Linked DNA regions of Homo sapiens: region 2 is linked to region 1. Evidence: read pairs that join two places in POLR2A ChIA-PET (ENCODE). Cell type or tissue: GM12878. All regions are shown on one strand. Each heading gives the region's core, and the rest is flanking DNA. Links, peaks and the distances in the headings are about the cores only. Region 1 has its middle 13 kb from the start of SNORA53. Region 2 overlaps ANKS1B (ankyrin repeat and sterile alpha motif domain containing 1B).

What was found. ChIA-PET counts read pairs that join two places held together with the same protein. Peaks named below come from ENCODE experiments on the same cell type or tissue, not always from the same donor. Only the 100,000 strongest peaks of a DNase experiment are listed, where the experiment ranks them.
Region 2: POLR2A ChIA-PET joins it to region 1 with 7 read pairs; 2 of 35 experiments call an interaction of 5 or more read pairs at or near these places.

What each region holds. Positions count from the first base shown.
Region 1 is chr12:98,610,312-98,615,311 of GRCh38, forward strand. It overlaps a transcript of IKBIP not described here. Among named protein-coding and RNA genes, the nearest start is that of SNORA53, 13 kb to the left of the region's middle. RefSeq lists a silencer at 346-546 and an enhancer at 2,498-2,687. In GM12878, for the core only: a CTCF peak has its summit at 2,561; a DNase peak (open chromatin) is centred at 2,800; H3K27ac peaks cover 902 bases.
Region 2 is chr12:98,755,892-98,761,830 of GRCh38, forward strand. All of the region lies in intron 25 of ANKS1B (ankyrin repeat and sterile alpha motif domain containing 1B), which reads right to left. Among named protein-coding and RNA genes, the nearest start is that of APAF1, 110 kb to the left of the region's middle. In GM12878, for the core only: no CTCF peak of the experiment used is centred there; no DNase peak of the experiment used is centred there.

The DNA.
Region 1 (5,000 bases), core at 1-5,000:
TTCGAGGCTAGCCTGGCCAACATGGTGAAACCCCATCTCTACTAAGAATACAAAAATTAGCTGGGCATGGTGGCGCAATCCTGTAATCCCAGCTACTCGGGAGGCTGAGGCAGGAGAATCACTTGAACCCGGGAGGCGGAGGTTGCAGTGAGCCGAGATCGTGCCATTGCACTCCAGCCTGGGCTACAAGAGCGAAACTCCGTCTCAAAAAAACAAAAATAAATAAATAAAAAATAAAAATAAAAGAGAATTCATAAACTCGCCAGGCACAGTGGCTGACACTTGTGATCCCAGCATTTTGGGAGGCCAAGGCAGGAGGATTGCTTGACTTCAGGAGTTCGAGACCACTCTGGGCAGTATAGGCAGACTTCATCTCTACCAAAAAAAAAAAAAAAAAAAAAAAATTAAAAAAGTAGTTAGGGTTGGTGGTGAATTCATGTAGTCCTAGCTACTCAGGAGGCTGAGTGGGAGGATTGCTTGAGGTCAGGAGACAAGAGGCTGCAGTGAGGCATGATCATGCCACTGCACTCCAGCTTGGGCAACAAAATAAGACCCTGTCTCAAAACAACAACAACAACAACAACAACAACAACAACAAACACACAGAATTCATAAACTCTTATTTTTGAGGTGACCAGCTCTGTGGATCTGGATATCCTTCACGCTAGGCATTTGAAACTGGGGCTAATGCTGTGTGGGTTTACTTTAGGTTATTATAGTGTACTTAAAAACATATATTGATGAGAGATTACACATATAAACACAAATATTTCAAGTGTATACTGTAATGCCAGAACTCTGGGAGGCCAAAGCAGAAGAATCACTTGAACCCAGGAGTTCAAGACCAGCCTGGGCAGCATAGGGAGATTCCATCTCTACCAAAAAAAAGAAAAAAAAAGAAAAAAAGAAAAAAGAAATTAGCCAGGCATGGTGGCTTGAGACTGTAGTCCCAGCTACTCAGGAAGCTGAGGTGGAAGGATCATTTGAGTCCAGGAGGTCAAGGCTGCTGTGAGCCATGATCACACCACCGCACTCCAGCCTGGGTGAAAAAGTGAGAACCTGTCTCAAAAATAAAAATAAATAAAAATTTAAAAAGTGTACCCTTTGATGAGTTTTGACATATATCTATCACAATGAAGATAATAAACATCCTTCACTCCTTTTCCTTGTGGCTCTTTGTAATCTATACCTGTCTCCATCTCTATCTACAGTTGTGATGGATAATTTTGTTTCAAGCTGCCTGGGCTAAGGGATGCCCAGATAGCTGGTAAAACATTATTTCTGGGTGTGTCTGTGACAGTGTTTCCAGAAGAGCTTAGCATTTGACTTGGTAGACTGCATAAAGAAGATCACTTTCGTTAATGTGGGTGAGCATCATCCCATCCATTGAGGGCCTGGATAGAAAAAAGGCAGAAGGGTGAATCTGCTACTCTTTGAACTGGGACATCTATCTTCTCCTGCCCTCAGACATCAGTGTTCCTGGTTTTGGGCCTTTGGTCTTTCACGAGGGCTTAGGCCATCACTTCCTTTGGTTGTCAGGCCTTCAGACTCACTCTGAATTAAACCACTGGCTTTCCTAGTTTTCCAGTTTGCAGATGAAAGATTGTGTGATTCTTGGCCTCCATAATCATGTGAGCCAATTCCTAGAATCTATCTATCTATCTATCTATCTATCTATCTATCTAATCTATCCACCCATCCATCCACCACCCACCTACCTACCTACCTACCTACCTATCAATCATCTGTCTATCCATCCATCCTATTGGCTCTGTTTCTCTGGAGAATCCTAATGCAACAGGCAACCACTGATCTACTTTCTGTCACTTTAGATTATTTTGCATTTTCTAAAGTTTTATGTAATTGGAATTGATAAAACTTTTGCCAATGCTGTTAGAGCTCCCCCCTCCCCTTTTTTTTTTTCCCCCTGAGATGTAGTCTTGCTTTGTCTCCCAGTCTCCCAGGCTGGAGTGCAATGGTGGGATGTCTGATCACTGCAACCTTTGCCTCCTGGGTTCAAGCGATTCTCCTGCCTCAACTTCCCGAGTAGCTGGGATTACAGGTGCCCACTACCTTGCCCGGCTAATTTTTGTATTTTTAATAGAGACGTGGTTTCACCATGTTGGCCAGGCTGGTCTCAAACTCCTGACCTCAGGTGTTACACCCGCCTCGGCCTCCCAAAATGCCGGGATTACAGGCGTGAGCCACGGCGCCCAGATTTAGGGCCTCCTCTTCTAGTTGCTTTGGCTACTTCTGGTCACATCCTCATCAGACGAGTTGTGTTGCTTTGAGGCAGAGTCTGTCTGAGGCTTGGCAAGCCCCCTTCAATCTACACCCTCCCCCACAACCCTTGCTCTAGAAGCCACTTTCCAGCCCCTTTTATTAAGTAACCTACTTGCTATGGCCTGAATGTGTCTCCCCAAAATTCATACGTTGAAATCCAATGTGAGACATTTGGGAGGTGATTAGGTCATAAGGTAGGAGTCTTCATGGACAGGATTAGTGCCCCTATAAAAGAGGCCCCAGATTGCTGCTTGCTCCTTCCACCACGTGAGGACACAGCTAGAAGGTGCTATGAACCAGGAAGTGGGCCCACACTAGACACTGAATCTGCCAGTACCTTGATCTCAGACTTTCCAGCCTCTAGAACAGTGAGAAATAAATTTGTTAGTTACAGGCTACCTAAAGTTCTTGCTATACTATTATACACCAGCCCAAATAGACCGAGACACTACTGTTCCTTTCCCTGTTTCCTAAAGCCATGAAGGACCCAGATAGGCTTTTATTTTTTTTCCCCTGCAGCTCACTGTGACCTTTCTAGTTTCTCTTCCTCTAACTGGATAATGAATGCCGCAGCCCTGTCCCCTGAGGGGTCCCTTCAGTTAGGTCCCTAAACACACATGCTGGGCTCCCTGGCAGCCAGAGAGGGCAAGTGGGGATTCAGATCCTGCCCCTTCGAGATCTCCCCATGCTAACTAGCACATTCTGCTTCTCCTATGTGTGTGTGTGTGTGTGTGTGTGTGTGTGTGTGTGGGTAACAACATGTATGTCAGAAGGATGGATAAAGTTCTTGCTATGTAAAGTTGCAAAAATAGGTTTTAGCATATTTATTTTGGAAAATCAACCTGTTTTAAAGTTTTATTTTTACTGTACAAAATAGGATTAAATATAAAATGACTTTTGCTCCAAAATATCATTATTTTTGATTTACCAGTCTTCTCATGAGAGGTCCCATTAAAAAAATTACCTTAGTCTAATCTCAATAATGTCAAACTAATTCATATCTGAAATGTGTGCTATTTCATCTTTAATATCCTTAATCTCAGCTTGGACTATTGTTAAATTAGATATTTTTTCACTTAAGAAAGCAATTTCTTTCTCTCTTTGTAGTAAGTCGGTAACCAATCTCCCAATGCGTAGTGTTAAATCATTTACTAATGGTTCTAAACGGGAAAAGTCCTTCTTTAGATTATACACCTTTGGTTTTAGATCATTTGCAAAAGTCACTGTCTTCAGAACTTTGGCTCTGTCACCTTCTAAGCTTAGAAATCTATCTGTATGTTTGTCGAAGTCACTCTTTAGTTCGGTTAGCGTCTTCTTAACAGAGTTAATTCTTTGTGAATTTTCAGATGCTGTCTTTCGGAGCGTTGCTGTTCGATCAATACTGCTTGAAAGAAGATCACCTATATTTTTTACTGTATTTTTTTCTACTTTCTCTATTTTATTTTCTAGTTCTTGCACAGAATCTGTCAATGATATTACATCAGTTACTAAACCTGAAATCCGTCGTATATCTGTTTTTACACTTGTAATCTTGAGACCAACATCTTTTGCCATGGAAGTTGTACTTTGGTCTACTTTTGTAATGTCTTGAGAAAGCGTCGTCAGACTGTTGTTCAGTATATCCTGTTTTTCAGTTATCCTATTGGACCAAGTTTTTACCTCATTAATTTCTTCCTGTAGACGCTTTAGATGAGCAATTATTTGAAAAGACTTCAATTGTTCCATGATAGCTTCAGATTTCTGCCACTATAAGAAAATATAATATCACAATGATTAAATGTATTAGAAGCTTACCATTTAAAATTCATCTTAAATTTTATATTTCTTTTTAATTTTAATTTTTTTTTTGAGACAGAGGCTTGTTCTGTTACCCAGGATGGAGTGCAGTGGCACGATCTTGGCTCACTGAAACCTCCACCTCCTGGGTTCCAGCGATTTTCCTGACTCAGCCTCCCAAGTAGCTGGGATTACAGGCACCCGCCCCCACCTCAGCTAACTTTTTTTGTATTTTTAGTAGAGACGGGTCTTCACCATGTTGGACAGGCTGGTCTCGATCTCCTGACCTCTGGTTATCTGCCCACCTCGGCCTCCTAAATCCATGCCTGGGATTACAGGCGTGAGCCACCACGCCCTGCCTTATGTTATTTTTTAACTACACTTTACTGTTCTTCTGGAAAGCATATGGTAAAAGACGACTTCAGAAGTAAGAGAATTTAGAACAATGTAAGTGAATTACTAATGAATAAGAAGGAAACATTAAGAAAATTTCATGAAATGTCCCTGGAAATTACATTTTTTACATTATAATATTTTCACAATTGGTCTTCTGTACAGTAATAAAATGAGCTACATGAGACAGTGATGTGGTTTTTCAGTTGCTGGAGAAGGGAAAAGGAAGTTTCCTCCAGTTGAGCTTTGCTAGGTGAGACAAGGCAACATAAGTTCTTTTTTATTTCAGCTTTATTAAGGTATAATTGACAAATTAAAATTGTATATATTTATTGTGTACAATGTAATATTTTGATATACATATCTACGCACATATTGTGAATGATTAAATCAAGCTAATGAACATATCTATCACCTCATGTATTTTTTTTTGTAGTAAGAATATTTAAGATCTACTCTCCTAGAAATTCTCTCTTTTTTTTGGAGATGGAAGTCTCACTCACTCTGTACCCAGGCTGGAATGCAATAGCCCCATCTCTGCTGACTGC
Region 2 (5,939 bases), core at 1-5,000, 150 kb after region 1:
GTCGAATCTGCTCTTTGAATCTGGACTGGTTTTACTGACTTGCTTGACCCATAGGATATAGCAGAAGCAACATGCTGAATTTGTGAGGTTGAATCATGAGGAGTCTTGCAGTTTCCTCCTGGGCCTCTAGGAACATTACTCTGGGGGAATTAGTCATGTAAAAAGTCTCACCATCCTGGCTGGATGCGGTGACTCACGCCTGTAATTCCAGCACTTTGGGAGGCTGATATTGTTTAGCTGTGTCCCCACCCAAATCTCATCTTGAATTCTAGCTCCCATAATTCCCACGTGTTGTGAGAGGGACCTGGTGGGAGGTAATTGAATCATGGGGGTGGGTCTTTCCCATGCTGTTCTTGTGATAGTGAATAAGTCTCACAAGATCTGATAGTTTTATAAATGGGAGTTCCCCTGTACATGCTCTCTTGCCTACTGCCACATAAGATGTGCCTTTGCTTCTTCTTTGTCTTCTGCCATAGGCCTCCCCAGCCATGTGGAACTGTGAGTCCATTAAACCTCTTTCCTTTATAAATTACCCAGTCTCGGGTATGTCTTTATTAGCAGTATTAGAACAGACTAATATAGAGGCTGAGGTGGGTGGATCACTTGAGGTCAGGAGTTCAAGACCAGTCTGGCCATTAGTGAAACCCCATCCCTACTAAAAATACAAAAAAAAAAAAAAAAAAAATTAGCCAGGCTTTGTGGCAGGCACCTGTAATCCCAGCTACTTGGGAGGCTGAGGCAGGAGAATTGCTTGAACCTGGGAGGCAGAGGTTGCAGTGAACCGAGGTTGTGTGACTGCACTCCAGCCTGGGTGACAGAGCGAGACTCCATCTATCTTTTTTTTTTTTTTTTTGAGATGGAGTCTTGCCCTTGTTGCCCAGGCTGGAGTACAATGGCGCGATCTTGGCTCACTGCAACCTGTGCCTCCTGGCTTCAAGGGATTCTCCTGCCTCAGCCTCCCGAGTGGCTGGGATTACAGGCGCCCACCACCACGCCTGGCTACTTTTTTGTATTTTTAGTAAAGACAAGATTTCACCATGTTGGCCAGGCTGGTCTTGAACTCCTGTCCTCAGGTGATCCATCCGCCTCGGCCTCCCAAAGTGCTGGGATTACAGGCATGAGCCACCGCACCCAGCTGAGACTCAATCTTAAAAAAAAAAGGAAAAAAAAAAAAGTTCTTGCTATCCTGAGATCATCATGCTATGAGAATGCCTGAGCTAGCCACAAGGAGAGGCTGCCTGGACAGGAACAACGGTTTCAGCCAGGCCAGCCCAGGCTCAAGATTTGGGAGTGAAGGGGTCTCAAAGACATTGGAGCTCCAGCAGACATCGCTTGGAGAAGACTCAAGACCCAGACAGATGGCTCCAGTCGGGCTGCCCCAGCATCTCCAGCCATTGCAGGCACTCTGGCTGAGGCCCCAGATGTTGTTGAGCAGGACTGCCACGCCCAGCCCAGATCCCTGACTTACAGAATTGTGAACATAATAAATGGATGTTGTTTTATATTTTGGGGTGGTTTATTACGCAGCAAGAGATAACTGGAACACCATGCGATGCTGCAGAAGGCTGGTTGGACCCTCATTCAGACAACAGGAAGATGACCCATGAGCCCAGGAGCTGTGATGAATGCTGCTTAGCCAGGAGGCCAATCCTGGAGCCACCCGGTCCCCTGGCTGCCCTGGCTGTGGGGAAGCTCACTGATCACAGTGAGCACTAAGGTGTCCCATCCCATCTGCTGGCTCAAACCACTGTGCTGCAGTGAAGTCAGCAAAATCATGCTCTCATCTCCAGTTACTACCTCCCTTGGGCATAAATTCAAACTCATTTAGTTTTACTTTTATTACCTCACGTCTCTCGAATGCTGTAACCTGGCCTGTCTCCGACCTTGGCTCTTCCTGTCTCATATAAGCTCATTGGAAGATACTTGCTTTGGTCTTTCTAGCATAAGTCTTTTGAGACACATTTATTACGGCGATTGGTCTGGAGTATTGTCTACCTTACAGAGACCACCAGTGAAAGAGAGCTGCATGTGTGTGCATGTGTGCACGTGTGTGTGTGTGTGTGTGTGCACACGGGGTGCAGGTGTGAGGGTTGATTACTGAAAACAGCATACTCTGAGCCTTGGTTTTCTCATCTTAAAATGGGGATAATACCATACGCAGTACCCCCTAACTGGATTGTTCTGATAATGGCTAATAATATTATTTAACCAAATGGCAATACCGGCTAGCATTTATTATTTACTATGTGGCCATGCACCATGCTAAGTGCTTCAACATGGGCTCTTTAATTCAATCCTAACCGTATCTGTATGCCGTAGGTCTATTACTTCCATTTTGCACATGAGATAATTACGCTCAGAAAGGTTAAATAACTTGCTCATGAAGTCAGCACCCAGACAAACTGGGATTTGAATCCAGTTGTTCTTTCTGAGAGGCTATACTCTTCTTGACCATTACACCTTAAAACTATACATAAGATAAAATAAAAAAAATTCTGTAATCTGTTTTAAAAAGTTTAAAAAACATGTGAGCCAATTGAGCTTCCAAGTGACTGACCCATCTTGGCTGTGGTGAGGTCACCTACTGGCCCATTGCCTGGGTCTCATGCCCAGTCTGGCTGAGAGGCAGCCTCCAGGCCGGGGGTGTACTTCGTGACTCCACAGAGACCATCAACACAGGAATTCTTCATCTTTGGCTTCCCCAAGGGTGAGGTAAAAGATACGAGGCAACTCCCATCCTCAGTAGTGGCTATTTAGGAAGAAGGGTAGGGAGTCCCAGTCCAATGGGGAAAAACCTCCTGGAAAGCACAGGAATTCCCCTCTTCCCTTCCCTTCTCTTCTCTTCTTCCCCAGGGATTTTTCTTTTTTCTTTTCTTTTCTTTTCCTTCCTTTTTTTTTTTTTTTTTTGAGATAGGGTCTCACTCTCTTACCTAGGCTGGAGTGCAGTGGTGTGATCTCAGCTTACTGCCATCTCCACCTCCCGGGTTCAAGTGATTCTCCTGCCTCAGCCTCCTGAGTGGCTGGGATTATAGGCGTGCACGCCTGGCTAATTTTTTTTTTTTTTTTTATGGCAGAGATGGGGTTTCACTGTGTTGGCCAGGCTGGTCTCGAGCTCCTGGCCTCAAGTGATCCTCCTGCCTGGGCCTCCCAAAGTGCTAGAATTATAGGCATGAACCACTGTGCCCGGCCTGGGATTTTGATCTGCGAATTAAGAACTGCTACATTAGAGGAGCTTAAGGAACCACTGTATCATAAAGATAAATCCTAAGGCAATCAAGGGATGCAAACTCACTTTTCTTGTGCAAGCTGAAGATATGCAGGTCAGCTTATATTTACTGTGGTTTCTTCAAGGCAATCATGGATATTGAACATCACCACAGATATTTACCAAGCTCCTTCCAAGTGTTAAGGGCTGTGTCCCTGGTGCCAGTCCCATGCCTAGCCTATAGACAATGTCCAGGAAGTGATCACTGAATGACATGGGGGAGTAAAAGTGTCCATCAAGACTCTCATTACATCCAGAGGAGGCTCATGGAGAGACAAAGAGATCTTCCTCGCTGTCCTCCCGCATCCTTGTCCCCGAGGCTATACGCAGCATATTCATCGGTCTAGTATGAGAAAAATTGCATCATAGATGGTGGGCAATCTGTCCCCTAGAAAAAGCTCTAGCCACCAAGGTAATTAATTTATTTTAACTGGTACATCACTAAGATTTTTGTTTCTTAGTTTGAAAATCTCTTAGGCACAAGGGTTCACTGATACATGTGCAAAAATATTCATTAAAGTGTTTAAATTTTTCATTATTAGAGGACTGATTAAGTAGAATACTAGGTAGCCATTTAACATGAAAACTGGAGGCGGGTGGATTGCCTGAGCTCAGGAGTTCAAGACCACCCCGGGCAACATGGTGAAACGCTGTCTCTACTAAAATACAAAAAATTAGCTGGGCGTGGTGGTGCACATCTGTAATCCCAGCTACTCGGGGGGCTGAGGCAGGAGACTCGCTTGAGCCCAGGAGGTGAAGATTGCAATGAGCCGAGGTCGCACCACTGCATTCCAGCCTGGGTGACAGAGTGAGACTCCGTCTAAAAATAAATAAATAAAATAAATAAATCAATAATGGGTTAAAAGACTACGTAAAAATATATGTATACATATACACATAGATAGGATCTGTATATATGCATAGAAAATAGCAATATGGATCAAATGTGAATAGTAGTTATCACTGCGTATTGAGACTGGATGATTTCTATTTTTGTATTTTGGAACTTTATTTAAATGAGGATTAATGATGTTTACAGTCATAAAATAATCTTTCCATTTTGATAATTAAAAACAAGAGAAAGTCTTTTGCGTTTAAAATAGTCTTATTCTTGCTTTTTTTTTTTGAGACAGGGTCTTGCTCTGTTGTCCAGGCTGGAGTGCAGTGGCACAGTCATGGCTCACAGAAAGCTTGACCTCCCAGGCTCACATGATCCTCTCACCTCAGCCTCTGGAGTAGCTGGGACCACAGGTAATGTGTCATCACACCTGGCTGATTTTTGTATGTTTTTTAGAGACAGGGTTTCAACATGTTGCCCAGGATGGATCTTATTCTTTCTGCATCACCTTGGGGTTCTGAGGGTCTCTTCATTCTCTGGCTGAGAGGGCTGGGAACTACTTTCCAGCAAAATCTGGAACCTCTCTGCAGGTGCTGTCATGGCTCACCTCTATGTGCCAGGAAGCTGCCCATTCATTTGGCAAAGAATCTTGTTTAGGCTCTTCAGTTTTCATACTGGATGCCAATTCTAACATCTTCTCAGTGAGACTTTGAAGTATCAAGCTCTTCCTTTAAGCTGCAACCCTAATACTTCTACTCCAAGTGCGGAATTGACCCTTTAATGGTCCAACTTCTGCCAAGCCCAAGTGAAAAATGTTGTTACGTGGATATTAACTTATAGACATGCAGTCAATCCGCTCTTGTAGCTGTGCAAAGTTTGATCTCTGCACGAAGTCAAACTGCCTATGAACTTGAACTGTATTTTATTTCCTTTCATAATGATGATAAAGCAGTGGCAGCAGCAACTACACATGATATTGCCTACTACATCCTAGGGACGAGGCTAAGTGCCTTCTGTGGATTGTCTACCCCTTACAACACCTTACAGAGGAGGAATGACCATCCTCATTTTACGTGTGAGAAACTAAGGATCAGCGAAATTGACAACTTGGCCAAGTTCATACAGCAGAGCCAGGATTCAAGTGCAGATCTGACTTCAGATTAGCCAGTGTTTCATGCCACTGGGCTATCCTACCTTCATTGCTCTCATGAATGTGCTGGTCTTCTGTGCCTATTTCATTGAGGCACCCTCTAGAACACCATCTTGTGTTTTGGAGATTCACTGTACAAATGTTGGTGAAGACATTATTACACAGTATCCCCTCATGGGGGCCTAGGACAGAAAGTTCCTTCATACTTAAGTCTTATTAAAATACTATTTTCGGAAGGGAAGGGGTATACTTTTCTTTCAAAGAAATATGCAGCATAAAATTACTGCATTTCCCTTTTTGCCTTGACCTCCAGGAAGCTCAGAGCTAAAAGCTCAGAGCTAGAGAGAGCCCAGCTCCCATACCTTTCCACAACTCCATGGTCTGTATATTGATGCTACAACTTTTCCCTTGATATGGAGCTTCCTTTTAGCCTATATTTTCCCTAATTCAGATTTGTGTGTATGTATATATATATTTTCAGACTACTATACCTATTCATGTAGGCTGTCTTCAATCCGTTATGGAATGAGGCATGGTAGAAACACTGTCCATTTGTTCACTTAGATATTTATTCCAGGACTTACTTTGTTGAATGCATTGCTGCCCAAATGGCTGACAAGGTATGTCAGGCATAAAGCTTCATCTCATCTGGCGAATATGACGAAGGAGTAAGGAATCTGAGGAGG